Linked DNA regions of Homo sapiens: region 2 is linked to region 1. A link is an interaction called in ENCODE POLR2A ChIA-PET data of the cell type or tissue named here. Cell type or tissue: HCT116. All regions are shown on one strand. Links, peaks and the distances in the headings refer to the core of each region. The heading gives the core; the rest is flanking DNA.

Region 1 (15,425 bases), core at 6,677-9,176:
GCCTCTTCACAGGACAGACAGCCCACAGCATGGAACCTTGTTTCATCAGAGAAGAGCCAGAGAGATTGCAGCAATCTGGAAGTCACTGTCTTTTATAACCTAATCTCAGAAGAGCCATCCCATCACTTTTGCTGTATTCTGTTCATTAGAAGTAAATCACTAAGGCGGGGATCATTGGGAGCCATTTTCTTTTTTTTTTTTTTTTTTTTGAAACGGAGTCTCACTCTGTCGCCCAGGCTGGAGTGCAGTAGCACGATCTCCGCTCACTGCAAGCTCTGCCTCCCGGGTTCAAGCCATTCTCCTGCCTCAGCCTCCCAAGTAGCTGGGACTACAGGCGCCCACCACACCTGGCTAATTTTTTGTATTTTTAGTAGAGACGGGGTTTCACCGTGTTAGCCAGGATGGTCTCGATCTCCTGGCCTCGTGATCCGCCCGCCTCGGCCTCCCAAAGTGCTGGGATTACCGGCGTGAGCCACTGCGCCCGGCCACTGGGAGCCATTTTCAAAGCTGTCTGCCACAACTCTTGTCTGGCCATTGCTAGAGAGGTTGAGTTTTAGCTGTAAATTTCTTTCTTAGAACCTGGAAAGGAACCCTTCTTTTCCTTTAGAGGGTCAGGTTCCATTCTGAGCCCTTACTGAGGGAGGAAGAGGAAGTGGGGAAGCTGGGATGTTTAAGGATCACACATACTGCACACTCATCCCACAGTGGATGAGAACCAGATTTGGGACTCTGCCTCCAAGACTGCCGGAGTCTGCCTTGGTGAGGGACAGTGGGATTCTTGAGAACAGACCTGGAGTTCCACGTGGGAGTGGACCCTGTAGGGACATCCTGTCTCAAGGAGAAAGCATGCACAGACACACAAACCTATGGAGGCCATGTGAAAGACGACTAATGGGGCTGCTGGGTCTAATCAGATCACACGTGGATCCAACTTAACTCAGAGTGAACAGCAGGAAAAAATAGTGCTGGCAGTTCCAAGGGGCCTACCACTTCACAAATGTGCTCCAAGAGGATGAGATGGGCTGCTGTTTGCACACCCGCCCTTCTGATGGGATTCTAGTGTACAGATAGATGGATGGTTCATGCAATGTGGGTGCCAAGTCAAGCCAGCTGCTTCAGGGATGCTCAAGCAAGAAACAGTCGGAAGGGATTTTTACTTTGCTCAATTTTTGCCTTCCACACTGACTTCAGAACCTGGCCCCTGAGAAAGATGTATTCTGCCTGTATTCCGGATGTTTCTGTTATTCTGTTTTCCAATCAGGCTTCTTTAGGATGGGGGACAAAGGAGTGTAGAGTCCCTGCACTGAGTGTGATTATCCGAACTGCGCAGAAAAACCCTCCTAGCCTTCTGGACTCCCTTCTATTGGCCCTGACAACCTAGAAGTACCTACGGATTATGGTAGTGGGGGCCCCTTTCAAAATGCAAAAGTGGCTTGCCATGTAGCTGTTAGCTGAGATTAGTGACCAGATTAGCTGACTACCAACAGCTGCACATGAGAACCAAAAACAGAGTGGATTTGGTGAGAAAAATTGAAGAAACTGAAAGATCTGGCATATGGGAAACCCGATCTAGATGTTCAGCAGTTTTGGGGAAGTCCTATTTGAGAGAACTCAGCTCCTTATGATGAGGAGGGAAAGGAGTGCCTGAAGAGAAAAGCAGGGCAGAGTAAAAAGGGAGAAAGTAAATGTTTGTTTTTTTTGTTTTTTTTTTTTTGTTTTAAGACAGGATCTCACTCTTGTCTAGGATGGAATGCAGTAGCATGCTCACAGCTCACTGCCGCCTCAACCTCCTGGGCTCAAACAGTCCTCCCACCTCTGCCTCCTGAGTAGCTGAGACTACAGGCCCATGCCACTGCACCCAGCTAATTTTTGTATTTTTTGTAAAGACGGTTTTGCCATGTTGGCCAGGCTGGTCTTGAACTTCTGGGCTCAAGCGATCCACCTGCCACAGCCTCCCAAAGTGCTGCGATTACAGATGTGAGCCACCACTCCTGGTCTTAAAAGTTTTAAGATGAACATAAAATAATTAGAACAGCTATAATTTACTGAGCACCCACTAAGCATTGCAAATTGCTATCTCATTTTATGCTTCCCAGGAAGAATGTGAAGAATTATTCTCCCCATGTTAGAGATGAGAAAACTGAGACTAAAAGACTGACCCAAAGCCACATAGCTAGAAAATGGACAAGCCAGGATTCAAAGTCAGATTTGCCTGACCTCAAAATTCATGTTTCTTTTTCACTATAATTCCTTGAACTAGGTCCTTCACAGCTGGGCCTAGGGGACAGTTGGGTGGGAAAGCTCGATGTGAACCACTTTGACACCCACAGTGGGACTAGGCACTCCCAGAGAAAGGCCAGTCCAGGACCTGGGCCCGTTGTGTGCTGTGTCTGTGGGTCCTGCCACCGATTCATCCTCCTCCCTGAACTTTCTAAAATCATTCTTGAGACTTTTAAATGTTTTATTGAGGTGCAAGTTTACAATGACAGCAAACCTTTCAAACCACAGCAAGAGTAACCTGCCTCCTTGGCATATTAAAAAATAATGTTAGTGTCGGTTTTTACATCCCATAGTTTGGATTGCTGATAAGAGTGCTTCCTTGACAAGATTCTTTTTGAGGTTTACAGAAAGCGTAATAAAATATGTAAGTTACATTTCCACAAACAAAAGCTATAACATAAGTTATTTATAAGCGTGAGATACAAACAGTATCATAATAAATAAACCATAAAGGGTACCTGCAACATTCATCTTAATGTAATTTGCCCAACGAAAGTGTTGAAACGAAGTCAAATTTAGTAGAGAAATCTGTCAGGAAAGGAGGAAAGTTGCGGAGCACAAATGGGAAAAATGGCTAAGGTGTAGGGGAAGGAAACAAGGGCATGAGATCAGGTTTGGAGGTCCCTGAGAAGGCCACCCCATGTATTTGCCCACCCTGCCTGCCCTTGCTCCCCCGAGTCTGCGCACACTGACCGATTCCTGCCACCCTGCGCATGCTGCCATCTGCACAGTCCCTGTTCACATGCCCTTTATAACCTCCACCAGCCCCCCACCCCATGGAGAAAGGAATCTCGCCCTGCTTCCCTCTCCTCTAACCTCCAGCCCTAGGGTCAGCTTCCTCAGGCTGCTGCCAGCCTCCCCGCCAGGTCCTGGGTCTGACACAGCCCAAGCGCCTTGGAAATCATTCTTTCCCTCATTCATTCACCTGCCACAGATAAAGCTAGTGAGCAGGATAAGTAAGATCGGTTCCGAGGGGAATGACGAAAATCAATGGGTAGAGAGGATGATGGGGTGAGGGTGCTGCTCTGGAGGATGGGCAGAGAGGTGAGGGCTGGCCTGGGTTGTAAAGGATGCAAGGAACCAGCCATAAGCAGGGCTGGGGGAGGTGAATGACGAACTGAGTGCACGCAAATGCCTGCGCCCAATTCTGACCCCTTTTTCTTATCCCTTTGCCTGACCTTGCTTTGTGCTATTGAGTTTAATACCACAAACTCTTGATAATGTCCTCCAGTCCTCCACGCCCTGGACCCAGCCCTGGGACATGGGATCAAATGCCACTAACAGCATTTTGCCCAAAAGGAACTCCCAAGCCAGTAGGGGAGACAAGTGAGCCCCACTATGGCCAGCCCTCACCGCCACTCTTGGGCTCATTCACCCGGACCCTGCACTGCTTCCCCTCCCCACTCAGTCCTGTGACTTAAGAGTCTTTACCACCTACCCCCAAAGAGGGGTGTGAGGTAAAGGGGAATATGTGGGCTTTGTAGTCTAAACAGTCCTGGGTTCAAATCCCAGCTCCACCCCTGTCTACTACATGCCCTTGGACAAGAGACTGTTTCCCTAAGTCAACTGTCCTTGAAGCCTCGTGACCTGCAGTGGGGGGTCCCAAGCAACAGCCGACATCTGAAGGCCTTTTCCTTCCACTGGCTGGCAGAGTCTTGAGACTGATCAGACCTCCTCAGGAAGGTTCTTCCCTAGGTCCTGCCCACTGGGGGAAGCAGTGATGAAGAGCTCAGACTGCTTTGTGCCCACTGTTAGATGGGGAAAGCAAGCCCCTGCACTGGGGAATGGTCCAGGAAATGTGAGTAGGTGCTCAGTAAATATTCGTTGAATAAATAAATGAATGGGCGAATAAATTTCGGCAAGTGTCTTTAGAGCCTCCCATCAGGAAAACTGGAAGGGCCCCTAGGGACTCCTAACTAGGGTGTGTAAGCCAAGAACAGCATGGCAGGTCAGCAACCTGTGACATGGTGTGTGTGCCAAATTATGTGTTTCTGTCTTTTTCTATGGAAGCAGACCACAATATTTTCATCCGTGTTTCAAATAGGGTAGCTGACCCAAATACATTTAAAGTCCTGATTCAGTCTCTACCCCATTTCACAGACAGGGAAATGGAGTCTCATTTCCCTCAGGAAGTCAATGGCAGAATGATCCTGGAGGAACCTGGCCTCCCACAGCTGGGCTCATGGGCCAGCTGGAAATCCCAGCATCTTGCCTGTCATCCCTGAAGCCCCACCCTCTTCTAGATGACTCTCGGCAAAGCCTCCACCAGCTGTACCCCTTTCTTCCAGCTTCTTCTTGGGGAAGAGGAGAGGATGTGCTCCATTCTGAAAGTCTCTCTAGCCCCGGGAATCCTCATCCCCAGTTCTTACAATTCTCATTTCCTAATCTCTTTCAGTGTGTATGCCTCACTGATCAAGTGACAGCAGGTAAATTACAAGGGCAGCAAGAAATTACAACCTCAGGAACACCAAATACATATCAGAACATACCTGGCCAAAACAGTGCTTAGAGGAAAACGTATGCCCTTGAGTGCATTTATTTAAAAAGAAAGAAAATTGACAAATTAAATTTTCAACTCAGCAAAGAAGGAATAAATCTTTTTTTAAACCGCAACATTCACGAAAGAGGTGGCATCTTAAAAGGGGATAATGACATCAAAGGCTTTTTTAAAAACCAACAAAATAACAAACCTTTGGCAAGTATGATCAGGAGAAGGCATGAATGAGCGACACGGGGAATGAGAAGTGGAAGGCATTAGTACAGATTCGTATGAGAGTTGCAAATTCTGAGAGAATCTTCCCACAATGTTACAACAACACATTTGAAAACTCAGATGGAATGGACCATATTCTGGGCACTGGCTTCCAGAGTTGAGCAGGCATCAGAATCACCTGGAGGGCTTGTTAAGCACAGACTGCCGAGTCCTACCCCAGAGTGTCTGATGCCGTAGGTCTGGCGAGGGTCCAATAATTTGCATTTCTAACAAATTCTCCAGTGATGCTGATGCTGCTGCTCTGGAAACACACTCTGAGAACCACTGTCCTAGGGACTAACCAAGTTCCCCCCATTCCTGAGCTGCCTAAGAGCTATCTGGATAGGAAGTGAAAGGAGGCTTATAATTAGTGGCCCAAAGCTCCTTCATCTGTATGACAGGGCTGGACGATGAGGGACCGTGGATCTCAGGAAGCCGGAAGCCAAGCAGTGAAGCAGAGCCCTGACCCGTGCCAGGCTTTACCTGGGGCGCTTATTTAATCCCATGAGGTTTATTTACCAGATGAGAAAACTGAGGCATAAAGAGGATGAATAATTCCCTGAGTCCACAGCTGGTAAACTGAGGTGGGAATCCCATTCTTAAGCACACAAGCTGGGAGCAGCGCTGTGCCACCCACGCCTTAATTCTGTGCCACAAACCTCTGTGCGGTGGGCCTTGTTGTCCTGATTTAACAGTGTCTGAAGTGACAAGGGCAGCCCTGAGTCCCGGGCACTGGAAGCCAGAAGGGAAGTGGAGCTGGTGAGGTGCCAACTCCAGCCCCCAAGTGGGGAGCTGTGCTTCCCTTGAACTCTCAAAGCCTCAATTCCCTCATTAGTGAGAAATTGGGGCCACTAACAGCCCTTTCCTCACAGGGTCATTGTGAAGAATAAATAAGTGTCCACCTCCCTGCCTGGCACAGGCTAGGGTCTCAGCTACAGTAGCTTTATAGTTGTCATTAAAGTTATTATGATATAACCGCCAGAGTTTCACACAGGCACTGCCACAGATGTTATCTCATTTTGTTCTCACAGCCACCCTGGGGGTAGCTGGTGCCCTTTTTGTTTTACAAATAAGGAAAATGCGGTTCTGGGAGGGGCGGTTAGGGACCCACACTGCCAGTGGCAGAGCCTGAATTAGAAGCAGGAGGCCCCCTGGAGCCAGGGCAATGGCATCTACCCCATCTGAGGGTCGTTGTCGCTGGAAGGGAGTGAGGGAGCACTTGCCCAGACCCCAGACATCCTGCAGCTCTCACTCCTCACTGTTGGGCCTCCCTCTCCACACCCACCAGGAAGGCTTAGCAAGGGCCAGGAATTTGCCCAAGGTCACACAGCGGGCAAGTGACCTAACTCCAGACCCAGGCCTGGAGGCCCTGCAAATCCTGACGCCTTTGGATTGTTGGGAGAAGAGAGAAAGAATCCCCAACCTGCACCTCCTGTCTTTCCCCGTCCTCTGAAACTGACCCTACTGGTAGACAAATACACCTTTCTCTCCAACGTACTGAGCCCCTGCAAATAAAATTAAACTGCCAACAAAATAAACAAGAGTCACAACAATAATACATCAGCCATTACTCTGGGGGGATAGAGTGGGAGGTGAGCCACGCTGCCCAGTGCCTACTACGTGCCAGGCCCAGTGCTCTGCGCTCCCTCAATATCTCACTCGCGGCTCACGAACAACCCGCATGCATGCATTATTTTCCTTTTTTGCAAACGAGAAAACCGAAATCTAAATATATAGAGTCAATTTCTCAAGGTCACTCAGCGAGGAAATGGCCAGTCCAAATTTGAACACACTTCTGGCCAACAACAGCACATCCGAGCTCTCACCACTGTCCACACCACAAGGAGCGGGAGGAAGAACCCAGGCCAGGGGTGCGACACTCAAAGAGTTTGCACCTAACGATTTTAGAATTCGCTGGAAGAAAATGATTCCGCTTGTCTCCCCAAAGCTGCAGCGGAAGGTGACTACTTCGTGTGCGGTCCTGTCCACGGTGCCCTGGGCCGGGTAGACAGTCACTGAGGCGCGAGCAGAACGGGGAGTGGTTCCAGCGCCCAAAGTGGACTGGAGCCGGGAAGGGCTCACCAGTCGCGTTTCCCAAAGAAATCCCGCAATTTGCTCTAGGAGCTGCCCGCGCCTTTGACATTCAGGAACCCGAAGTCCCTAGACCCGCCGAGCCGCGAGCGGGTTCCCACGCGCGACCACAGCCCCCTTCCATCCTGCAACGAATTACGAGAGTCAGGTCCCCGCTCCCCACCGGGCGACCCCGCGTCCCTAGCCCAGCCGCAGCTGGCACGCGTGGGCACCTGCGAGTCACGCCTCGGTCCGCCTGGCCGGAGCCAGGGAGTGTCTCCAAAGTGGCCGCGAGGCCGCGGCCGAAACCCGGGCGGGGGCGAATTCTCCCCACGCGGGTCGGCGTCATCCGGGGCGCGGAGAACGCTACGGTGCTCCCCTCGCCCCGCGCGCAGGCAGCGCGAAGCCTGCCCCGGGTAGTGCGCCCCTTTCGTTCCTCCGGCGGCGGTAGCGTCCAAGGGGCTTCTGCGGATTCCGCCGGGTCGTCCCGGGGTTGCAACTCCATTGTACCTGAAAGGATGCATTTGGTTTGGCTTTTGCTCAGATGAAAAAAAAAAAAAATTGGAAGAAAACGAAAACCCACTCAGCAAAAGACAATTTCACAAGCGGAGCGCTCTACCCACCCAGCGCGGTGTCTGGGAAGCGGCCCGGCCCGGAGGAGCGGGGAGCGTCTGCTAATTGCAGCTTCGTTAGATTTCGGGTTTGGGAGGCTGTGGTTCGGGCTCTAATATCCGCCGCCCATTATCCCTGCTAATAAATTTGACCTATTGTTCGTTTGTTAAAATGATGTCACCTTGGAACAGTCCCTAAGCTCCTATTTCCATGAATTAGGCCTTTATTGAAAGCCGGGAGCCAATGAGAGGAGAGAGGCTTGTTGATCGCAGCCAATGGCTGCGGCAGGAGAGGAATTAGCAGCGGAAACTCCAGGTTCGGTTCAAGAAAGATGACACAGAGCCTGTCGGGCCCGCGCACTCTTGGCAAAGTTTCAGTGCGACGAGAGGCGCCGGGCGCTCCATGGCCGCGCCGTAACGGGGACCCAGCCGCCTCCCCGCCCAGCCCAGCCCAGCCCTTCCGCCCGCCCAGGATGGAGGCGCCCGCCAGCGCGCAGACCCCGCACCCGCACGAGCCCATCAGCTTCGGCATCGACCAGATCCTTAACAGCCCGGACCAGGACAGCGCACCCGCCCCGCGGGGCCCCGACGGCGCCAGCTACCTGGGAGGGCCCCCCGGGGGCCGTCCGGGCGCCACATACCCGTCTCTGCCCGCCTCCTTTGCGGGCCTCGGCGCGCCCTTCGAGGACGCGGGATCTTACAGTGTGAACCTGAGCCTAGCGCCCGCAGGCGTGATCCGGGTGCCGGCGCACAGGCCGCTGCCCGGGGCCGTGCCACCGCCTCTGCCAAGCGCGCTACCCGCCATGCCCTCCGTGCCCACGGTCTCCAGCCTTGGCGGTCTCAATTTCCCCTGGATGGAGAGCAGCCGCCGCTTCGTGAAAGACCGCTTCACAGGTGAGCAGAGCTGGCGACCAGGCTCCAGGCCTCCGCCCTCTCGGGGCCAGAGGCGCCGCGCCCTGTGCGCTCCACTCCCGGAAACCATTTCAGAGGCCCAAGCGCGGCGGAGGCCTCGGCCCCAGGGCCCCGGGCAGCCGTGGTGGGGAGGGTAATCGGAGAGTTGCAGGAAAATAAGCCCGTGCCCGGGGGAAGGGACAGGGGGCGAGGGGGTCTCCCGACCGGCTTGGTGTCTCTGGAAACGCGCGCGACCAGCGAAATAGCGGAGCTCTCCGTGTCCCACGGGGCGCCACGGGGTCCGCATGGGGCCTGAACGGTGGCGGAGCCGGGCTGGGCTTCAGGGGCCCTCCTGTGTCTCCGCAGCGGCGGCCGCACTCACGCCCTTCACCGTGACCCGGCGCATCGGCCACCCCTACCAGAACCGGACGCCGCCCAAGCGTAAGAAGCCGCGCACGTCCTTTTCCCGGGTGCAGATCTGCGAGCTGGAAAAGCGCTTCCATCGCCAGAAGTACCTGGCCTCTGCCGAGAGGGCGGCGCTCGCCAAGTCCCTCAAAATGACGGACGCGCAGGTCAAGACCTGGTTCCAAAACCGGAGGACCAAGTGGCGGTGAGAGAGGCCTGACCCGGCCCACCTTACACCTGCCCTTCACCTGTCCCGCCCCGAGCCGCAGCCTCGCACTAGCCCTATTTTAAGGCTATCCACTACCCCCGCCCCCCTCTGCCTCCCCCAAACACACCCCCACCCCGCCTTCGCAGATTGTACCTCTTCCTTTCACCCTTCTCGCTGGCCTGTGCTTCTCTCTCCATCGTGGTCTCCCACGCCTTGGTTTCTCCTCCATCCCCATCCCCATCTTTCGTGAGCCCCTCCAACTCTCTCCCCGTGTTTTGTACGGTCTCCTGCGTTCACTTGATTTCCTCTCACCCACCCCCGCCCCAAACACACAGGCACACACACACACACACACACGCGCACACACACGGGCCTCTCGCACTCTCCTTCTCCTCCTTCTTCCAGCCCGCCCTCTCGGATTTTCAACAATCCTCGTGGACGCCGGTTTCCTCTCCCCCCATCTCCGCGTCTCCATTCCAGCCGCGTTTTTATCCGATCTCTGTTTTGATTCAACCCGTAAACGGCGAAGCGATCGCGTCTGGAAAGGGGTTCAAGACAGGCCCTGGGCGAACTGGATGAGACTGACCCAGCCCCCGGGCGTCGTGCGGGTGGTGCAGAGCCAGCCTGCTCACCCGCGGACCCCAGCGACCCCGGTTCCCGCAGGGCCAAGTCAGTTACACATAGGCCCTGCCCTTGCTATCTGGCGAAAGGAACAATCTTTATTGTTGGTGAAGCCACAATACCCGGGCGTGCAGGTGGGCGGCGGGCAGAGTCCCCTCCTGGAGACCCTCTGGCACACAACAAAAACAAATGATCCTAACCGGCTCCCTGGATATAAGAGCCTCGGGCGTAAAGCGCGGGCTGGGAGGCAGACGGGTTCTGCGCCTCGAGGCTCCCGGATGGCCTCGGCTCCCGGGAGGGCCGGGGCCCCGCCGGCGGCCCCGCGGTGCCGGGTGCATGACGGTACTGTCCCTCTCCCTCCCCCGGTGCAGGCGGCAGACGGCGGAGGAGCGGGAGGCGGAGCGGCAGCAGGCGAGCCGGCTCATGCTGCAGCTGCAACACGACGCCTTCCAAAAGAGCCTCAACGACTCCATCCAGCCTGACCCGCTCTGTCTGCACAACTCGTCACTCTTTGCTCTGCAGAATCTGCAGCCCTGGGAGGAGGATAGTTCCAAGGTTCCCGCTGTCACCTCCCTGGTGTGAGCCCACCAGCGCGCACCGTCGCCACGGATCGCCGCCCCCACCCAGCCGGGCGCCCCGGACCCCCCAGGCGGGCTGCGGGGGAACCGGCGCCGAGAGGGGAAGGGGCCGCCTAGCCCGAGTAGGCCCCAGGGCGCGGCCACAGACTGGCGGGCCGCGGAAGGGGGTAGGGCCCGAGCTCCGCGCGGCCGCACAATCCGAGCCCCCGCCCCGCGCCCCGTCCCGCCCCAGGCCCGGGCCTGACAAGAAAGCGCCTTACGTTTCTCCGCCCCCCGCCCGCACCCCCCGGGCCGGGCGCCTGTATTATACTTTGTACTTTTGCCCAAACGTGTAAATAATAAAAAAGTTTTGGCTTTTTTCTTTAGAAACCGGCCACCTGCTTCCCCCGCGGGGGCCGCTGGAGGAAGGGCAGCCGACCCGGCCGCTGGGGGAAGTGCCAGGGGCCCGGGGCACCCTGCGTTTAGGCTGGGTCCACTCTTCTTCTTTTCCGTTCCTTTTATTTAAGTCTTTTTATTTAATAAAAAAGTTAGCTATTTCACTTAACGCCGCTTTTATTTCGTTTTCGTTCCAATAATGCTCGGCGACCCCCGGCCCTGCGCCCCACCCCTGCGGCGGTAGAAGCCGAGCGGCGGCGCGCAGGGCGCGTCCACTTCCGCAACGTTCGTCTGCATTCGCCTCGGCTGCAACCCCGGCCCGGGCCCCCGAGGAGGATGCGCGGTGCAGGTCAGTTGGTGCCGGCCACCCGCAGCCTGGGTGCGCACGGGATGGGGACTGGACATGGGAAAGGTGCTCCAGGCCCGAAGGCCGCGGGCCAGCGCCGGGGCGGGCTGGGGAGTGAAAGGCTGGGCCTGGGCAGATGCCTAGGCCGTCCCCAGGTCAAATCCACCTGGGGGGTGGGAGGCAGGGTGGCCTCGAACTTCTTAGAGCTCAAGTCGGAACTCGGAGCCCCACTTCACCCCGCAACTCGCTTTCCGCCCTCTTTTTCCCGCGGAGCCTCAGAGAGGACCTGGCTCTGGCCAGTCTGCGCGCGCTGTGGGCAGGCTTTGCGCGCAGAGCCGCTGCAAATCCTCGGTCTCCAAACGCCTGGGGAGCAAATGCAGCGCACAACCCTAGGGGCCCTCTCCTTGTCGGGTTTGCGTGGGACCCCAGGTGGAGCGTGACGTCATGTGACGTCACCGCAGCCCCCGCGGTGTCACTGGGCTGGAGTGGGCGGGGCGCCCGGAACTCAGAACTCTAAGCGCTGGTGTGGTAGCGTCGTGGCCGGGGTCCACCCAGCTCCACCGTGGCTCAAGAGCTGGAAGTTTCAGAATTGCGAGGTTTGGAGCGGCTGACCCCTTCCAGTCACATCTAACACACAAAGCCCGTGAACACTTCCTCTAGTTCTTTGATTTTTCCCCCTCTTTTATCATTCTCGCTTTCAGTCTTCTGAAAACTTACTTTCTGGCCTCTCCGTTTCTTTCTCTACAATGTTCCCTGTTTTCTCCTCTGTATGTTACTCTGGGTCTCTGTTTTACTATATCTTTCTCCTTTTCTTTACAGATTTATGATGTTTCCCAGTATAGTTCGTCCTCTATTGCTTTTCATTGCCCTCAGCCTTTTCTTGTTCCGTCGTCTCCTCCTTCTTCTCTCCCCAGTTCTGACTCTTGGCCTCTGTGTGTCTCTGGGTTTCTTTGTCTCCCTCCTCTCCACGGTCCTCTTGTCCTTTTGTCTTCCCTTTCTTGTTTCTTGAATCTCTTTGCCTTTATGTATCTGTCTTTCTCTCTCTCTCTCTCTCTCTCTCTCTCTCTCTCTCTCTTCTTTCCTTTCTCCCTGACTCCCTCTCTCCCTCTTCCAGGCCCAGCTCCCAGTAGCTCCTAAGGCAAAACACTTTCGGGGCCGCGTCCCAGAGCACCCCTCCCACTCCACGAGCACCCCCACCCGCCTCATCCCACTGCCTCCCTCGGAGCCGGAGCCGTGCGCCACCCTGCAGGTTCCCGTGCTCCGAGCCTTCGTTCTATGCGGGCTGCGGGACTGTATTCACCTGCAGGGCTGGAGGAAGGGGAGGGCGCCTGAGAAACACCTTGAACCCCCAGCGCTCCCGCCGTCACCTCCACCTCCAAGCCCAGCTAGCCTGGGATCTGCGCCTTTCAGGACATAAAGACACCCAGGGAGGGACTAGGGTGACTCAGAACTTCGGGTCTCTTCCGTGAGTGTTTTCCTGAAATGCTTTTATTTTCTCCAATAAAAAGCCTGATGAACGCCGTCATCGGGTTGGGAAAGGTTGGCCCTTCGGCTGAGGACTAGAGGGACCCTTGACTTTGCTGGCGGAGAAGCGCTTTCCTCAGAGACGGGTGTCGCGGTCCAGCTCCCTTCCGTTCCGTTTTATTCTGTTGCTCCATAATAAGGCCTAGCGGGGTTTTTTTTCTTAATTGTTTTTATTTCAACGCGCTTTTGGGGAACAGATGGTCAGGTGGCGTTTGGTTACATGAATAAGTTCTTTAGTGGTGATTTCTGAGATTTTGGGGCGTCCATCACCCGAGCAGTGTACACTCTACTCAATGTGTAGTCTTTTATCCCTCGCCCCTCCACCCTCCCCCACAGGCCCCAAAATCCAACGTATCATTCTTTCTTTCTTTTTTTCTGAGACGGAGTCTCCCTTTGTCGCCAGGCTAGAGTGCAGTGGCGCGATCTCGGCTCACTGCAACCTCCGCCTCCTGGGTTCAAGCGATTCTCCTGCCTCAGCCTCCGGAGTACCTGGGACTACAGGCGCGAGTCACCACGCCTGGCTAATTTTTTATATTTTTAGTAGAGACGGGGTTTCACCATGTTGGCCAAGATGGTCTCCATCTCTTGACCTCGTGATCCGCTCGCCTCGGCCTCCCAAAGTGCTGGGATTACAGGCGTGAGCCCCCGCCCCCGGCCCAACGTATCATTCTTATAAGGCCTAGTATTTTTGTTTTTCAAAATTACTTCTGTTGTTTTGCCAGGGTGACACTCAATTCTTTGGGCCTCTTTGGAGACACACGCACGTTGTTTTTTTTTCTTTCTGTTGGGCGCCTCGCTTTGCGCAGAAGGCCTCTGGCCCGGAGGCCCGTCCGGGGTAGGCGTCCAGGCAGGCCGGGGGTGGGGGGCCGGTCTGGCTTCGGCCCTCGGGGGGCGCCTGGCTTTCCCGCACCTAGTGCCTTCGCGGCGTTTGGCGTCTTCCAGCGCTTTGCCCTCACCCAGCCTTGCCCAGCCAGAGACGGGCTACGGGTCTTTTCCTGTTACAGAGCTGAGCCCACTCATGTGGTGCCAAGTAGCGACTATCTCTCGGCCACCTCCACCCAGAGCAATGTGGGCGCCCCCAGCGGGTGGGAGCGATTGCCGAGCGGCGCAAGGGCGTTTAACGCCTAACCCCCTCCTCCTGGGTTGCCAAGCCGCTAGGTCGCCGTTTCCAACGTGGCTGCGCGGGACTGAAGTCCGACGACTCCTCGTCCTCAGTAGGAGACACACCTCCCACTGCCCCCAGCCACGCGAGCTATGGGCAGAATCGGGGCAACGGTAATATCTGGATGGGGCAGGCTCCCCTGAGGCTGTGCTTAAGAAAAAAGGAATCTGGAGTAGCCTGAGGGGCCCCACGAGGGGGCCTCCTTTGCGATCGTCTCCCAGCCTTAGGCCAAGGCTACGGAGGCAGGCGGCCGAGTGTTGGCGCCCAGCCCGGCCGAGGACTGGATGGAGGACGAGAAGCAGCCTGCCTCTGGGCGACAGCTGCGGACGCAGCCTCGCCGCCTCGCCGCCTCAGCCTCGGTCCCAGCGTCTCTAAAGCCGCGCCCATTTTACAGATGCAGGGCAGGGAGACAAGAGGCATCTCCGGGGGCCGAGTAGAATGATGGCGCGGGTTCTCCCGGCGCCCTGATTTCGAGGCTGCGCCCGGGGCCCTACATGCAGGCGGGGAGGCCTGGGCCGAAGGCGTCTGCAAGGAGGGGCGAGTCTGCCCGGTCCGGGCAGGGAGTGAGGCCACAGTCAGTTCTCCCTAGGAGGCCGCGCAGCGGGTAGGGTATGGGACTGGGGGACGCAACGGGGACCTGGCCGAATCAGAGCCCTCAGCAGAGAACGCCGAAAACTCTGGGGCCGGCCGCTCGCTTCCCGCTAGTGGGAATGGTTTCCGGTCATCCGTTCCCAGTCCAGCCCCGGGTAGGGAGCTCTGATTTGCAATGCACAGCACTTGCGAGGTTCGAATGCCCCCGCAATTTGCAGATGGAAATACTAAGCCTAGGCCGGGCGTGGTGGCTCAAGCCTATCATCTCAGCCCTTTGGGAGGCCAAGCCGGGAGGATTGTTTGAGCCCAAGAATTCAAAACCAGCCTGAGCAACATAGCGACCCCGTCTCTACAAAATAAAATAAAATAAATTATCCGGGCGTGGTGGCACGCGCCTGTGGTTCCAGCTACTCCGGAGGCTGAGGTGGGAGGATCGCTTGAGTCCGGGAGGTCGAGGCTACAGTGAGCCGTGATCGCACCACTGCACTCCAGCCTGGGCGACAGAGTGAGACCTTGTCTCAAAAAAGGAAAAAAAGAAAAAGAAAGTAAGCTTCAAAGAAGCTCTGATAATAGTTCTGGGTCGTGCAGCGGTGGCGGCCCCGCGCTCTCGCCCCTAAAGCAAGCGCTCTTTGTACTGGGTGGAGGAGCTTTGAGTAGTGAGGGTGGAGATGCAGCTTCGGGGTGGCGCAGCCACCCTGACACTAGGCCCGGGGTCGCAGTGGGACAGAAGAGTCTGCCGCTCTGACTTGGGCTCTGAGTTCCAAGGGCGCCCGGCACTTCTAGCCTCCCAGGCTTGCGCGCTGGCGCCTTTGCCATCCGTGCCGAAGTGGGGAGACCTAGCCGCGACCACCACGAGCGCAGCGGTGACACCCAGAGGTCCCACCGGGCCCCTGGGCAGGGTAACCTTAGCCTGTCCGCTTCGGCAGCTTTGCGAAGAGTGGCGCGCAGCTAGGGCTGAGGCTCTTGCGGACCTGCGGTCGAAGCAGGCGGCTGAGCCAGTTCGATCGCCAA
Region 2 (15,425 bases), core at 4,373-6,872, 56 kb after region 1:
AGGAGTCCTTATGTATCGTTACAAGAATTTCCCTGTAACATCCTTTATGACCCTAAGTTCAATGACAGTTTGCATTTGGTGGTAAAAGGTTTTCTCCATGGCCTGAATGAAGACCACTAGAAAACACCAGGCACTGAGAACAGTAACTATCGGATGACTGTTTTCATGCATCCCGTGTCTGGGGACATGGGGCGGTATGCCTCGTCTGTGTCAGAGGGTGGAGCTGATGTGTTTGGCGTTGCATAGGATCTGGTGCTCCTTTTCTCCTGGATTCGCGTCCCCACCCAGGACCCCCTTTCACTCAACGTTCTGCCCTAGCCTAGTTCAAAGAAGTCATCCAACTTACTCTATCCAGTGGCATTGGAATATATTTGATATATATTTGTCTAACAACGTGACAAAGGGTTTTCTCCTTCTTTTCCGGCAAGGTACATCCTGCTGCTTTGAACTTCCAAGTATGCCTAGTCACCTTTTAAAATGTAGAACAGGCTGGGCGTGGAGGCTCACGCCTGTAATCCCAGCATTTTGGGAGACCGAGGTGGGCAGATCACCTGAGGTCAGGAGATCAAGACCAGCCTGGCTAACATGGTGAAACCCCATCTCTACAAAAATACAAAAATTAGCCAGGCATGACAGCGGGCACCTGTAATCCCAGCTACTCGGGAGGCTGAGGCAGGAGAATCACTTGAATCCAGGAGGCAGGGGTTGTAGTGAGCCAAGATCCCGCCATTGCACTCTAGCCTGGGCAACAGAGCAAGACTCCATCTCAAATAAATAAATAAATAAAATAGGCCAGGCGCGGTGGCTCATGCCTGTAATTCTAGCACTTTGGGAGGCCAAGGCGGGCAGATCACAAGGTCCAGAGTTTGAGACCAGCCTAGCCAACGTGGTGAATCTCTGTCTTTCCTAACAATACAAAAATTAGCTGGGCGTGGTGGTGGGCACCTGTATTCTCAGCTACTCAGGAGGCTGAGGCAGGAGAATCACTTGAACCCAGGAAGCGGAGGTTGCAGTGAGCTGAGATTGTGTCATTGCACTCCAGCCTGGGTGACAGGGCGAGACTCTGTCTCAAAATAAATAAATTAAATAAAATAAAATGTAGAACCATTTTCAGAAAAACGAGAATTGCTTTCCTTGTATGCGCTTATTATCTTGACTACCTGAATTGCAGGAGATTTTTATATATTCACATGTCAAAAGTCAGCAACTTTCCTGTTGGTTCATTGTTGAATGTGCTGTAACTGAAGTGTTTTGCAATTAAGATGAGATTCACCTAGAAAAAAAAAAGCTACTTAAAAACAGGTACAGGGAGGTGCACGACTTTTCCTTTCGCTTCTGGTTCCGATAGGGCTCAGCACAGCACCGAAATTTATTCAAATTTTTGATATTTTGTTATCATGGATTTTTTTGCATTCATTTTGATTTTTAAAACATTGCACTAAAATATTATTTATCCTGGCTACTGATTTTTTGACACCCCCACCCCGCCCCAGTTTTGTGCCCAAGGTGAGTTCCTTACACATCTTACCCTAATCTCATCTCTGCAGCTCAACTGTACAAAAAAGAAAACAAGAAGAATAATCCAGAAACATGAGATTGTGTCAGAGGCGTGTGACCCAGAACAACTCCATCTTGAATGGGGGCTGGGTAAAATGAGGCTGAAACCTACTGGGCTGCATTCCCAGGCGGTTAAGGCATTTTAAGTCACAGGATGAGATAGGAGGTCAGCACAAAATACGGGTCATAAAGACCTTGCTGATAAAACAGGTTGCAGTGAAGGAGCCGGCTAAAACCCACCAAAACCAAGAAGGCCACGAGAGTGACCTCTGGTCGTCCCCACTGCTACACTCCCACCAGCCTCATGACAGTTTACAGATGCCATGGCACCATCAGGAAATTACCCTATATGGTCTAAACAGGGGAGGCATGAATAATCCACTCCTTGTTTAGCATATCATCAAGAAATAACCATAAAAATGGGGAACCTGCAGTCCTCGGGGCTCCCCTGTCTATGGAGTAGCCATTCTCTTATTCCTTTACTTTCTTAATAATTTGCCTTCACTTTGCACCGCGGACTCTCCCTGAATTTTTCCTGGCGCACGATCCAAGAACCCTCTACTGGGGTCTAGATCGGGACTCCTTTCCTGTAATAATTGGGCCGGCTGCAGTCGCTCATGCCTGTAATCCCAGCACTTCGGGAGGCCCAAGCGGGTAGATCACCTGAGGTCAGGAGTTCGAGACCAGCCTGGCCAACATGGCTGTATCTTAAAAATACAAAAATTAGCTGGTCGTGGTGGTGTGCGCCTGTAATCCCAGCTACTCAGGAGGCTGAGGCACAAGAATCGCTTGAACCTGGGAGGCGGAGGCTGCAGTGAGCCGAGAGTGCTCCACTGCACTCCAGCCTGGGTGACAGAGCAAGAGTCCGTCTCAAAAAAAAAAAAAGAAACAAATGAGATTGGTAATTTATAGGCAGTAGACAGGAATAGGGTAGAAAGGATAGGGGAAGTGATATCACTCTGAGCCATCCTTTTTGTATATTTCTGACTTTTAAAACCATGTAAATATTTCACATACTTAAAAATGAATGAAAATGTAATCAGCAAAGATGGGATAGGGCCCCAAATGGAATACAAACAAAAACAATAAACTGGCCAGGCTCAGTGGCTCATGCCTGTAATCCTAGCACTTTGGGAGGCCAAGGCGGGTGGAATGCCTGAGCTCAGGAGTTCGAGACCAGCCTGGGCAACAAGGTGAAACCCTGTCTCTACTAAAATACAAAAAATTAGCTGGGCATGGTGGTGTGCGCCTGTAACCCCAGCTACTCGGGAGGCTGAGACAGGAGAATTGCTTGAATCTGGGAGGCGGAGGTTGCAGTGAGCCGAGATCTTGCCACTGTAGTCCAGTCTGGGCAACAGAGCGAGACTACATCTCAAAAAAAAAAAACAAAAAAACAAAAAATTAGCTGTAGCAAAAATGAATACCAAACCACACTGGAGATGGAGGAAGAAAATAACTACCCTAAGTAACTCTGGAAAAGAGCATTTTTGGCTATGTCCTATAAGGCCAAAAAAAATAAATAAATTGAGCATAAGTATTATACTTAGTAATTTTTCTCATGGCTATATATATTAGCATCTCTGAAACTAATTTACATGTATTGGAGAAAATAAATGTATTATGGACAATGAAAGCTAAATTTCTCTTTGTCAGAGAAAGCAGTTAAAATAAGAAATGGGAAAGGCTGCATGAAACCTATTATTTTGGTTTGCAATTGTAGGTATCAACTAGTGTGTGTGTGTTGTGTGTGTGTGTTTGTGCATCCTACAACCAATGAACACAACTAGCACCCGGGTCTGGATTTCTAAATACCATTAGCCAATGAAAGGAATTACATCTCCGTGAAGAAATGGCTGATTTCAGTGCTAGGGCAGGGAAAGTACAAAATTAATGTGCAACAGAAAATAGGAACTGCACACACACAAAATGATGGGTTGTGTCAAAAGGACACAGGAGCCCATTTGAAGGGGTTCCAATGGCCAAACCTTAAACAGTTTAAGCAAGAGAACAGGCTGGGCCTGGTGACTCACATCTGTAATCCTGGCACCTTGGGAGGCCAAGGTGGAAGGATCTCTTGAACCCATGGTTCAATACCAGCCTGGGCAACACAGTGACACCCTAGCTCTACAAAAAATTTAAAAATTAGCCCGGTGTGGTGGTACGCACCTGTAGTCCCAGCTACTCTGGAGGCTGAGGTGGGAGGATTGCTTGAGCCTGGGAGGTCAAGGCTGCAGTGAGCCATGATTGTGCCACTGCACTTGAGCCTGGGCAACAGAGCAAGACCCTGTCTCAAAAGAAAAAAAAGGACAGAGAGAGAAAGGAAAAAGAAAGTAAATACTAAGAGTAATACATTACGACACATAGAATAAAGTAAGAATCATGAATCCATCCTGACATAAATAAATACAGAGATAAGATGGAAAAGCTCTTCCTTACAGTAGAATTTCAACTAGCAAATAGACATTGAAAAGCATTGTTTGGCAAATACTATGCTAATCACTTTTTTAGGTAAAAACACTTCAACAGAAGCTAGGATGAGTAGGTAAAATAATATAGAAAATGGGATAGTTACTTGGTCTTAAAGATCTTCCCACAAAATACTTATTAATTACAAAGGGAAAAGAGTAACTTTGTAGTGGAGAAACCTCTAGACATCACCCTATCAAGTGATCAAAGTGAACATCCCCAGAAATGGGAAAAATATCATGTGCCTCCTGACATGATACACACAGGACATTGCATGCCTTCTCTGATATTCACAACAAAAATGAAGAACTGAAATTAGCCACGAGGAAACCTCAGCCAAACCCCAGATGCGGGCTATTGTACAAGATAAGTGGCCAGTTATCTTTACAAGTGTCAGGGTCATGGAAGACAAAGGACTGAGGAACAGTTCCAGATTACAGAAGATTAAGGAGACATGCAACTTAATGTGTGAGGAGATACTGCACTGAATCCTGAACCAGAAAAAGAAGATCAGTGGGACAGTTCGTAAAATTTGAATTAGGTCTATAGATCAGATAATAGTGCTGTATCAGTGTTAATTTCCTGGCTTTTATATATGTATTATGGCTATGTAAAATGTTAATATTTGAGGAATCTGGACAAAAAGTATAAGGAATTTCTTCTGGTACTATTTTTGCAACGTATGTAAATCTGGAGGCCGAATACAGTGGTTCAAACCTGTAATCCCAGCATTTTGAGAGGATGAGGCAGAAAGGATCATTTTGAGGCCAGAAGTTTAAGACCAGCCTGGGCAACATAGGGAGATCCTGTCTCTACAAAATAAAATAATAAATAAATAAATAAATAAATAAATAAATAAATCTGGGGGGGAAATAATCAGCCTTTGTAGCCTAGTGTTGCCTCACCAAGTAGGTAAATTTCTCTTGGTAAGGTCCTTTTAAGAATTCTCTAAGCTGGTTACTTCTGGATATGCCAAATTCTGGAAGTGCAGTCAAGCTCACCACAGTCCTCTCTTTTCTTTGCCAGTACAGGTAGCTCTAGCCAGCCTCTGGACTTCAGACTTTTCCAGGCAAGAGTTGGGAAGCATTGACCAGGCGTGGTGGCTCACGCCTGTAATCTCAGCACTCTGGGAGGCCGAGGTGCGTGGATCACTTGAGGCCAGGAGTTCAAGACCAGCCTGGCCAACATGGTGAAACCCTGTCTCTACTAAAAAAACAAAAATTAGCCGGGCATGGTGACGGGCACCTGTAGTCCCAGCTACTTGGGAGGCTGAGGCAGGAGAATTGCCAGAACCCGGGAGGCAGAGGTTGCAGGTGAGCCGAGATCGTGACACTGCGCTCCAACCTGGGCAACACAGCGAGACTTCTTCTCAAAAAAGAAAAAAGAAAAAGAGTTGGGAAGTGGACTCTGCACTCCCTTAACTCCAGGAGACACAGGTCACATTTTTCCAGATCTCTCTCAGCATCTTTTGCTCCAGTACAGGGCAGCACTGCGGCTAATGGAGACTTCTGACTTGACTTCAGGTCCAGGGTAGGAATAGCCCTGACCTCTAGGCCAGTAACTCCTTTCAAAGAAATCCTCTGTATCCTCTGATCAGTCTCCTCAATGACTCTCCTGGTTGCTCTTCTCTATAGTCTGGAGATACATAATGAACTATATGCCATAGGATGGGTTAGCAACTTCTAGTAGGTTCTGCTTGATTGGTACACTTTAGAAAGAGGGAGACATGTCAGCTATTTTCCTCAGACTGGAGACTGAACTGGGAGCCGGAGATAATCAGTAAGACCCCATTTAACATTCTGTAGGTTCTCCATGCTACCCATAGAGGGGGCCATACGACGCCGTTCTGGATTCTCATCTTAACTTAAAGGGAAATTTCCACAATGTCCAGAGCCTCGATGTCCTGCAAATGAAGGAGGGGAATATCCTCTAGTTTCTTGCAGCAGGAACCCACTTAGGTGGCACCAACCTGGTTCCAGTTGGAACAGTATATCTACAAAGGAAAAGTGTTGGGCGTGGTGGCTCACGCCTGTAATCCCAGCACTTTGGGAGATCGAGGCAGGTGGATCACCTGAGCTTGGGAGTTCGAGACCACCCTGACCAACATGGAGAAACCCTGTCTTTACTAAAAATACAAAATTAGCTGGGCATGGTGGCGCATGCCTGTAATCCCAGCTACTTGGGAGGCTGAGGCAGGAGAATCACTTGAACTCAGGAGGCAGAGGTTGCAGTGAGCCAAGACCGCGCCATTGCACTCCAGCCTGGGCAACAAGAGCAAAACTCTGTCTCAAACAAAAAAAAACAAACAAACAAAAAAGAAAAGTGACGGCATTTACATCCTAAATCTGAAGAATCTAATTCTGTTGGCAGCTTGTACCATTGTTGCCATTGAAAACCCTTCTGATTCTGCAGCCAATTAAGCCGACTGAGTTCCTTTCCTCATGGGGGCCCAGTGTGCAATCGCTGCAAACAGCAGCTTCCTTGGTAGTATATGCAGCCTGTTTATTGTACGGGTTGCTCTACGGGACCTTGGAGACAGGCTTTTCAGATGGATGTTCATGTTTCTGACTTTGCATTACCCCAGTGTAGGCTCCGGACAGGCATGCGAGGTGCCTTTGGAAAGCCCCAGGGCACTGTGGCCAGGGTTCACATTGGCCAAGTTATCATGTCCATCTGTACCAAGCTGCAGAACAAGGAGCATGTGATAGAAGCCCTGCACAGGGCCAAGTTCAAGTTTCCTGGCCGCCAGAAGATCCACATCTCAAAGAAGTGGGGCTTCATCAAGTTCAATGCCAATGAATTTGAGGACATGGTGGCTGAGAAGCGGCTCATCCTAGATGGCTGTGGGGTAAAGTACATCCCCAGTCGTGGCCTTCTGGACAAGTGGCGGGCCCTGCACTCACGAGGGCTTCCACTGTGCTGCCGCCCTCTTAATATTCACCAATACATTCTACTTCCTGTCCAAAAAAAAAAAAATTAAAACCCTTCTGATGTCAGTCTCATGTCCTCCCGGAATCCTGGCCAGCGGGCTGAGCTGAGCTTTGCTGCTGCCACAGGAGCCACTCCTATTGCTGGCCACTTCACCCCTGGAACCTTCATTAACCAGGTCCAGGCAGCCTTCTGGGAGCTGCGTCTGTTGGTAGATACTGATCCCAGGGTGGCCACTGGCCTCTCACAGCAGCATCTCATGATAACCTACCTACCATACCTCTGTGGAACACAGGTTCTCCTCTGCGCTGTGTGGATATTTCCATCCCATGCAACAAGGGAGCTCACTCGGGGGTCTGATGTGGGGAATGCTGGCTCAGGAAGTTCTGCACATGCCTGGCACTGTCTCCTGTGAACACCCATTAGAGATCATGCCTGATCTCTGCTTCTACAGAGATCCCGAAGAGATGGAAAAGCTCATGCCTGTAATCCCAGCACTTGAGGAGGCCAAGGCAAGCAGATCACGAGGTCAGTAAATTGAGACCATCCTGGCTAACGCAATGAAACCCCGTCTCTATTAACAATACAAAAAATTAGCCCGGCGTGGTGGCACATGCCTGTAGTCCTAGCTACTCAGGAGGTTGAGGCAGGAGAATCACTTGAACCCGGGAGGCAGAGGTTGCAGTGAGCCAAGATCACACCACTGCACTCCACACTCCAGCCTGGGTGACAGAACGAGACTCCGTCTCAAAAAAAAAAAAAAAAAAAAACAGAAAAGAAAAAAAAAAAAAAAAAAAAGAACAGGCTACTGCTGAAAAAGCTATGACCACAGACCACAGAGGAATTTCAGATTTCCGGGTGAATGGACTGCTCCAGCTCCTGAGTTCACTGCTAGTTAGCCTGAGGTTGCAGACTGGTCGGAGGCATGCAGGTACCCAGTGTCTATCCAGCAGTTCTCTATTGAAGATGTGGAACACTCAGCCTGCCATGGAAGACTGACCTTCAGCTCTCATTGCTCAGGCCACTAAACGGGTAGGAACAACCAATGTGTGGTCTTAAGCTGTTCTTCCACAAGCCTTTTTTTTTTTTTTTTTTTTTGAGATGAAGTCTTGCTTTGTCACCCACACTGAAGTGCAATGGTGCAATCTTGGCTCACTGAGACCTCTGCCTCCCAGGTTCAAGTGATTCTCATGTCTCGGCCTCCCAAGTAGCTGGGATTACAGACGCGTGTCACCACGCCTGGCTAATTTTTCCACATCTTTAGTAGAGACGGGGTTTCACCATGTTGGCCAGACTGGTCTTGAACTCCTGACCTAAGGTGATCCGCCCGCCTCGGCTTCCCAGAGTGCTGGGATTACAGGCATGAGCCACTGCACCCAGCCCCACAGGCTCTTAAGCAACATGAAAATAAGATTGATGGAAAATAAACTTTAGTTTCTAAAAATAACAACAGAGGCAGGCAGATCTCACCAGGTGGGTGGATCACTTGAGGTCAGGAGTTTGAAACCAGCCCGACCAACACGGTGAAACTCTGTCTCTACTAAAAATACAAAAAACTAGCTGGGCGTGATGGCGCCCAAAAGCTGGAACCTAGCTTTTCACAGTGCCCAGAACATAGTATTCATGCAACGCTATGATTCCCCACTGGGAAATTGTAGAAGAAACTGCAACTTCAAAACTTAGGTTAAAAAGCAACAGTCTTACTGGGCACAGTGACTCACATCTGTAATCCCAGCACTTTGGGAGGTGGGGGGAGCAGATCATCTGAGGTCAAGAGTTCGAAACCAGCCTGGCCAACATGGTGAAACCCCGCCTCTACTAAAACAAAAAAACAAAACAACAAAAATAAAAACAAAAACAAAAACACACAACGAAAATTAGCCGGGCGTGGTGGCGGGCGCCTGTAATCCCAGCTACTTAAGAGGCTGAGGCAGGAGAATCCTTTGAACCCAGGAGGCGGAGGTTGCAGTGAGCCGACATTGCATCACTGTCCTGGGCGACAGAGTGAGACTGAGTCTCAAAAACAAAAACAAAAAAACGGCAGTCTTAAACTAATGTGTTTGACTAAGATGGATAACAGCGATTGGATTTACACTTCCATTTTAAACAACTAAAAACTTGACAAAATATATGAAATAAGCCTTTTCAGACATCACATAGTCAGCACAGGGCAATCACGCTTGAGAGAGGAAACAGATGATTGCCTAGCTGAGTTCTAGGAGCGTTTCCAGGCCACAGCAAAGGGAGGCGGGATGTGTGGAGTCTGGTCGTCTCCCTGAGTTGAGGTAGCGTTGGGAGTTTGGGGAGGCCCAGGTGGCTAGCGTTTGCAGGGCAGAGTACTGGGGAGGAGAGAGTTATACACAGAGAGACCCAGAGAGCTGCAGAAGGCTCCCTTCATGTCTTCAACTGAAGATGAATCAGCAAAGGCTTGTATAGAGACTGTCAGGCCTCTGAGCCCAAGCTAAGCCATCACATCCCCTGTGACCTGCAGGTATACATCTAGATGGCCCGAAGCAACTGAAGATCCACAAAAGAAGTGAAAACAGCCAGGTCTTGCCTTTCCACCATTGTGCTTTGTTCCTGCCCCACCCTCACTGATCAGTTGACCTTATGACAATACACGCTCCCCGCCCCTGCGATCATGTACTTTGTGATATTCCCCGCCCTTAAGAAGGTACTTTGTAATATTCTTCCCACCCTTGAGAATGGACTTTGTAAGATCCGCCCCCTGCCCACAAAAAAATTTCTCCTAACTCCACTGCCTATCCCAAACCTATAAGAACTAATGATAATCCCACCACCCTTTGCTGACTCTCTTTTCAAACTCAGCCTGCCTGCGCCCAGGTGATTAAAAAGCTTTATTGCTCACCCAAAGCCTGTTTGGTGGTCTCTTCACACAGACGCGCGTGACAGAAACCACTTGAAGCCGGGCGCGGTGGCTCAGGCCTGTAATCCCAGCACTTTGGGAGGCTGAGGTGGGTGGATTACCTGAGGTCAGGAGTTCGAGACCAGCCTGACCAACATGGTAAAACCCTGTCTCTACTAAAAATACAAAAAAATTAGCCAGGGGTGGTGGCGGGCACCTGTAATCTCAGTTACTTGGGACGCTGAGGCAGGAGAATCGCTTGAACCTGGGAGGCGGAGGTTGCGATGAGTTGAGATCAAGCCATTGCACTCCAGCCTGGGCAACAAGAGTAAAAATTCCGTCTCAAAAAAAGAAAAGAAAAGAAAAGAAAAGAAACCACCTGAAGCTGGAGAAAGAACCCCCTCAAAAGAACCATCCCTAGACCTCACACAGACAGGGCTGTGGATCATTGGTATTCAGGCAGAGTGGGAAAACCTCATCCTGCCCAGGGCATCCAGTAGAGTAGTCAAGAGTTTTTGCCTCAGAAATGGTGAGAAAACTGGCTCTAGATAACAGGCTGCTTTAATTCCACCTAATGAAACCGAAAAGCAAGATTCACAATGAATCAAACTCATTCTGAGAATCTTAACTGTGTGCCAAAACAAAACTCAATAGTATTATTATTTTTTGAGATGGAGTCTTGCTCTGTCACCCAGGCTGGAGTGTGGTGGCATGATCGCAGCTCACTGCAACCTCCGCCTCCTGGGTTCAAGCCATTCTCCTGGCTCAGCCGCCCCAGTAGCTGAGATTACAGGTATGCACCATATGCTCGGCTAATTTTTGCATTTTTTGGTAGAGACAGTATTTCACCATGTTGGTCAGGCTGGTCTCGAACTCCTGACCTCAGGTGATCCACCTGCCGTGGCCTCCCAAAGTGCTGGGATTACAGGCATGAGCCACTGCACCTGGCCAACTCAATAGTATTTTTAATTTATTTTTTAAAGACAGAGTCTCGCTCTGTCACCCAGGCTGGAGTACAGTGGCTTGATCTCGGCTTACTGCAGCCTTGACCTCCTGGACTCAAGAGATCCTCCTACCTGAGCCTCCAAGTAGCTGGGTAGCTAGAACTCCAGGTGCATGCCACCCCACCTAGCTATTTTTTTTTTTTTTTAATTTTAGTAGAGACAGGGTCTCACTATATTGCCCAGTCTGGTCTTGAACTTCTGGGCTCATGCTATCCCCCTGCCTTGGCCTCCCAAAGTGCTGAGATTACAGGAGTGAACCACCATGCTAGACAGTATTTTTTTTAAATACAAGAATATTCAGCATTTGGCCGGGCACGGTGGCTCACGCCTATAATCCCAGCACTTTGGGAGGCTGAGGTAGGCGGATCACTTGAGGTCAGGAGTTTGAGACCAGCCTGGCCAACAGGGAGAAACTCCATCTCTACTAAAAATACAAAAATTAGCCAGACGTGGTGGCACGTGCCTGTAGTCCCCACTACTCAGGAGCTTGAGGCAGAAGAATCGCTTGAACCTGGGAGGTGGAGGTTGCAGTGAGCCGAGACTATGCCACTGTGCTCCAGTCTGGGCAATAGAGGGCGATACCGTCCCCAAAAAAAAATATTCAGCACTCATCAAGGTAAAACTCACAATACCTGGCATCCTGGCATCCGATCAAAACTTACCTGGTCGCAAAGAAGGAAAATATGACCCACAAGGAGGATAAAAATCAGTCAATCAAAAGAGACAGAAAGTGCGTCAGCCTGCACCTTCCAGAACCTCGTTGAGGTTTGCTTTCTCCTGTTTTCCTCCTCAAACTCCAGCTGCAAATTCAGCAATCCAAGGATGAGTGGATTGTTCTCACCATGACCAGAATTCCCCTGGGATCTGTGCTCGGCAGAGGTGCCATCTCCCGAACCCAGACTGGAGTTGATGATCCAGGGAAGGTGCTTCCGGGTCCTGAAGAGGGCTCCTGGACCACCAGCCCCTGAGCCGGCAGCACCACAGCCCCCACTGCGCCTGTCCAGACCTTGTGGGCCCTGGGTGTTCAGGTGTGGGTTTAGTGCAGCACTGCTTGCTGCTCCTGTTACTGCAGCCTCAGCCGCATAGATTCGGCTTGTGTTGGCACCTCTCTGTTTTTGTGTGCGTCTGTTTCCTGGCAAGGTTGATCACTCGGCATGTCCGAATACTGCCTACATCGTCTCATGGCACATGCACCCTGCCCACGTGTGTGAAACGAAGCAGAGGATGTATTGTGAACACTAGTGGTCTTGGCTTCTTGTGTTGGTGGCATTGTCCCTAGTCCAGTATTTCCCACTGTTGTTGTTATATTATTGAGTTGGGGTTTTTCTCTGTCGCCCAGGCTGGAGTACAGTGGTGCCATCATGTCTCACTGCATCCTCTAAATCTTGGCCTTAAGGGATTCTCCTGGCTCAGGGTCCCTAATAGCTAGGACTACCGCTGGCGCCACTACACCTGGATAATTTTATTTGTTTTTATTTTTATTTTTATTTTTTTTGAGAGAGAGAGTCTCACTCTGTTGACCAGGCTGGAGTGCAATGGCATTGCAAACTCTGCCTCCCGGGTTCAAGCGAATCTCCTGCTTCAGCCTCCTGAACAGCTGGGATTACAGGTGCCTGCTACCATGCCTAATTTTTGTGGGGTTTTTTGTTTTTGTTTTTGTTTTTGTTTTAGCAGAGACAGGGTTTTGCCATGTTGGCCAGCCTGGTCTCAAACCCCTGACCTCAAGTGATTCACCCACCTCGGCCTCCCTAAGTGCTGGGATTACAGGCATGAGCCACTGGGCCCAGCCTATTTTTTTATTTTTTGTAGAGACAGGGTCTCGCTATGTTGCCCAGGTTGGTCTTGAACTCCTGAGCCCAGGCAGTCCTCCCAACTTGGCTTCCCAAAGTTTTGGGATTACAGGCATCAGCTGCTGTGGGCTGTTATTTTGTATTGTCCAAAATTTTAACTTTCCAACTACTCAAAGTTGTTGAACTTTTACTTTTTTTTTTTTTTTTTTTTTTGAGACAGTTTCCCTCTTGTTGCCCAGGTTGGAGTGCAATGGCACGATCTTGGCTCACTGCAACCTCCGCCTCCTGGGTTCAAGCGATTCTCCTGTCTCGGCCTCCTGAGTAGCTGGGATTACAGGCATGTGCCACCACGCCGGGCTAATTTTTATATTTTTAGTAGAGACGGGGTTTCTCCATGTGGGTCAGGCTGGTCTCGAACTCCCGACCTCATGTGATCAGCCCACCTCGGTCTCCTAAAGTGCTGGGATTACAGGCGTGAGCCACCATGCCCGGCCTGAACTTCTACTTTTATGTAATATCTTCAGTCCTTAGTAAGTATCCTCTACATTTGGGATAAATGTTGTCTTTAGTTTTCAACTACTTTTTCTTTGGCTTATTCTCTCTCTCTCCCTCCCTCCCTCTCTCTCTCTCTCTCTCTCTCTGTGTGTGTGTGTGTGTGTGTGTGTGTATTCATGTTTTCTTAATCTATCTGAATTGTTGTGTCGGTTTTCCATGCGAATTTCCAGTTACCTCCACAGTATTCGTTTCAGAATGCTTCCTTTTGGTGCTACTTTTTGATATCTATTTTCTCATATAGTAAACATCGGTTTCTGGTAAAACACACACACACACACTCAGATATAACACAAATTATAACACAAATGATGGCTGGGCGCGGTGGCTCTTGCCTGTAATCCCAGCACTTTGGGAGGCCAAGGCAGTTGGATCACGAGGTCAGGAGTTCAAGACCAGCCTGGCCAATATGGTGAAACCCTGTGTCTACTAAAAATATAAAAAATTAGCTGGGTGTAGTGGTGCGCACCTGTAGTCCCAGCTACTTGGGAAGCTGAGACAGGAGAATTGCTTGAACCCAGGAGGTGGAGGTTGCAGTGAGCTGAGATCGCACCACTGCACTCCAGCCTGGGCAACAGAGTAAGACTCTGTCTCAAAAAAAAATAAAAAAAAAAAAAAAGGAAAGAAAGAACGCAAATGATAAAATTAGCAGAAAAAGACAATAAACAGATATTACATTACATATGGTCAAGAAGGTAGAAAAAAACATAGGCATTAAAGGAAAACATGAATGATGTAAAAAAAAATAAAAAAAAGTCAAATAGAACTTTTAGGGATATAGCCTGGCGTGGGTGGCGCATGCCTGTAGTCCCAGCTACTTGGGAGGCTAGGCGGGAGAATTGCTTGAACCCAGGAGGTGGAGGTTACAATGAGCGGTGATCGTGCCACTGCACTCCAGCCTGGGCAACAGAGTGAGACTCTGTCTCAAAAAAAGGAACTTTCAGAGATAAACAGTATGTTTAAGATAATGAGAGTCCGGGTGCGGTGGCTCATGCCTGTAATCCCAGCACTTTGGGAGGCCGAGGTGGGTGGATCACGAGGTCAGGAGATCGAGACCATCCTGGCTCACAGGGTGAAACCCCGTCTCTACTAAAAATACAAAAAATTAGCAGGGCGTGGTGGCGGGCTCCTGTAGTCCCAGTTACTTGGGAGGCTGAGGCAGGAGAATGGCATGAACCCGGGAGGCGGAGCTTGCAGTGAGCCGAGATCGCGCCACTGCACTCCAGCCTGGGCGACGAAGGGAGACTCCATCTCAAAAAAAAAAAAAAAAAAAAAAAAGATAATGAGAAATACACTGAATGGGATTAACAGCAAATTACATAATAAACAAAAGAAGATTCATGAACAATAGGGATATAGTAATAGAAGTTACCAAAAATGAGCCGGGCGCGGTGGCTCACGCCTGTAATCACAGCACTTGGGAGGCCGAGGGGGGCGGATTACGAGGTCAGTAGATCGAGACCATCCTGGCTAACACGGTGAAACTCCGTCTCTACTAAAAATACAAAAAATTAGCTGGGCGTGGTGGCGGGTGCCTGTAGTCCCAGCTACTGGGGAGGCTGCGGCAGGAGAATGGCGTGAACCCGGGAGGCGGAGCTTGCAGTGAGCCGAGATCGCGCCACTGCACTCCAGCCTGGGCGACAGAGCGAGATTCCGTCTCGGAAAAAAAAAAAAAGTAGTTATCAAAAGTGAAACATTGAGGAAAAAAAGACTGAAAAAAAATAGAGTATCAGTGAGCTATGGGACAAATCAAATATCCTAATGTATGTGGAGCTGGAATCTCTTAGGAGAGGAGGTAAAAGAGGGAACAGGAAAATATTTTAATATTTTAAAAAATAATGGCTTCAAATGTTGTATATTTAATGGAAACCATATGTCCACAGATCCAAGAAAATCAAAGAACCGCAGACGAAAGAAACATGAAACTATATTATATTTTACTGTATAATATATATACTACCTATTATAATCAGATTGCTTAAAATCAGGAATAAAGAGAAAATCTTAAAAGTAATCAGAGAATAAGACATTGCATAGAGAGGAAAAAATATAAAAATGACAGCTGACTTCTTGTTAGAAGAAAAAAATAAAGCAAGCCAGAAGACATTGGGGCAACATCTTTAAACTACTAAAAGAAAAAAACTTCTGTCAGGCGCGGTGGCTCACGCCTGTAATCCCAGCACTTTGGGAGGCTGAGGAGGCGGATCACCTGAGGTCAAGGGTTCGAGACCAGCCTGACCAACATGGAGAAATCCCATCTCT

The links. Peaks named below come from ENCODE experiments on the same cell type or tissue, not always from the same donor. Only the 100,000 strongest peaks of a DNase experiment are listed, where the experiment ranks them.
Region 2: POLR2A ChIA-PET joins it to region 1 with 5 read pairs; 6 of 35 experiments call an interaction of 5 or more read pairs at or near these places.

The regions. Positions count from the first base shown.
Region 1 is chr5:171,301,180-171,316,604 of GRCh38, forward strand. It overlaps TLX3 (T cell leukemia homeobox 3), which reads left to right and starts at 8,069. Exons shown (of 3, transcript NM_021025.4): 1 at 8,069-8,607; 2 at 8,971-9,214; 3 at 10,210-10,960. The coding sequence starts at 8,187. The coding sequence ends at 10,420. RefSeq lists enhancers at 6,676-7,560, 7,561-8,446, 8,447-9,331, 9,332-10,217, 11,988-12,872. In HCT116, for the core only: a CTCF peak has its summit at 9,150; DNase peaks (open chromatin) are centred at 7,882 and 9,122; H3K4me3 peaks cover 2,413 bases; H3K27ac peaks cover 949 bases.
Region 2 is chr5:171,359,689-171,375,113 of GRCh38, forward strand. SNORA70J (small nucleolar RNA, H/ACA box 70J) reads left to right here and starts at 6,430; the gene lies at 6,430-6,564. It also overlaps the pseudogene RPSAP71 and the pseudogene RPL10P8. In HCT116, for the core only: a CTCF peak has its summit at 5,851; a DNase peak (open chromatin) is centred at 5,865.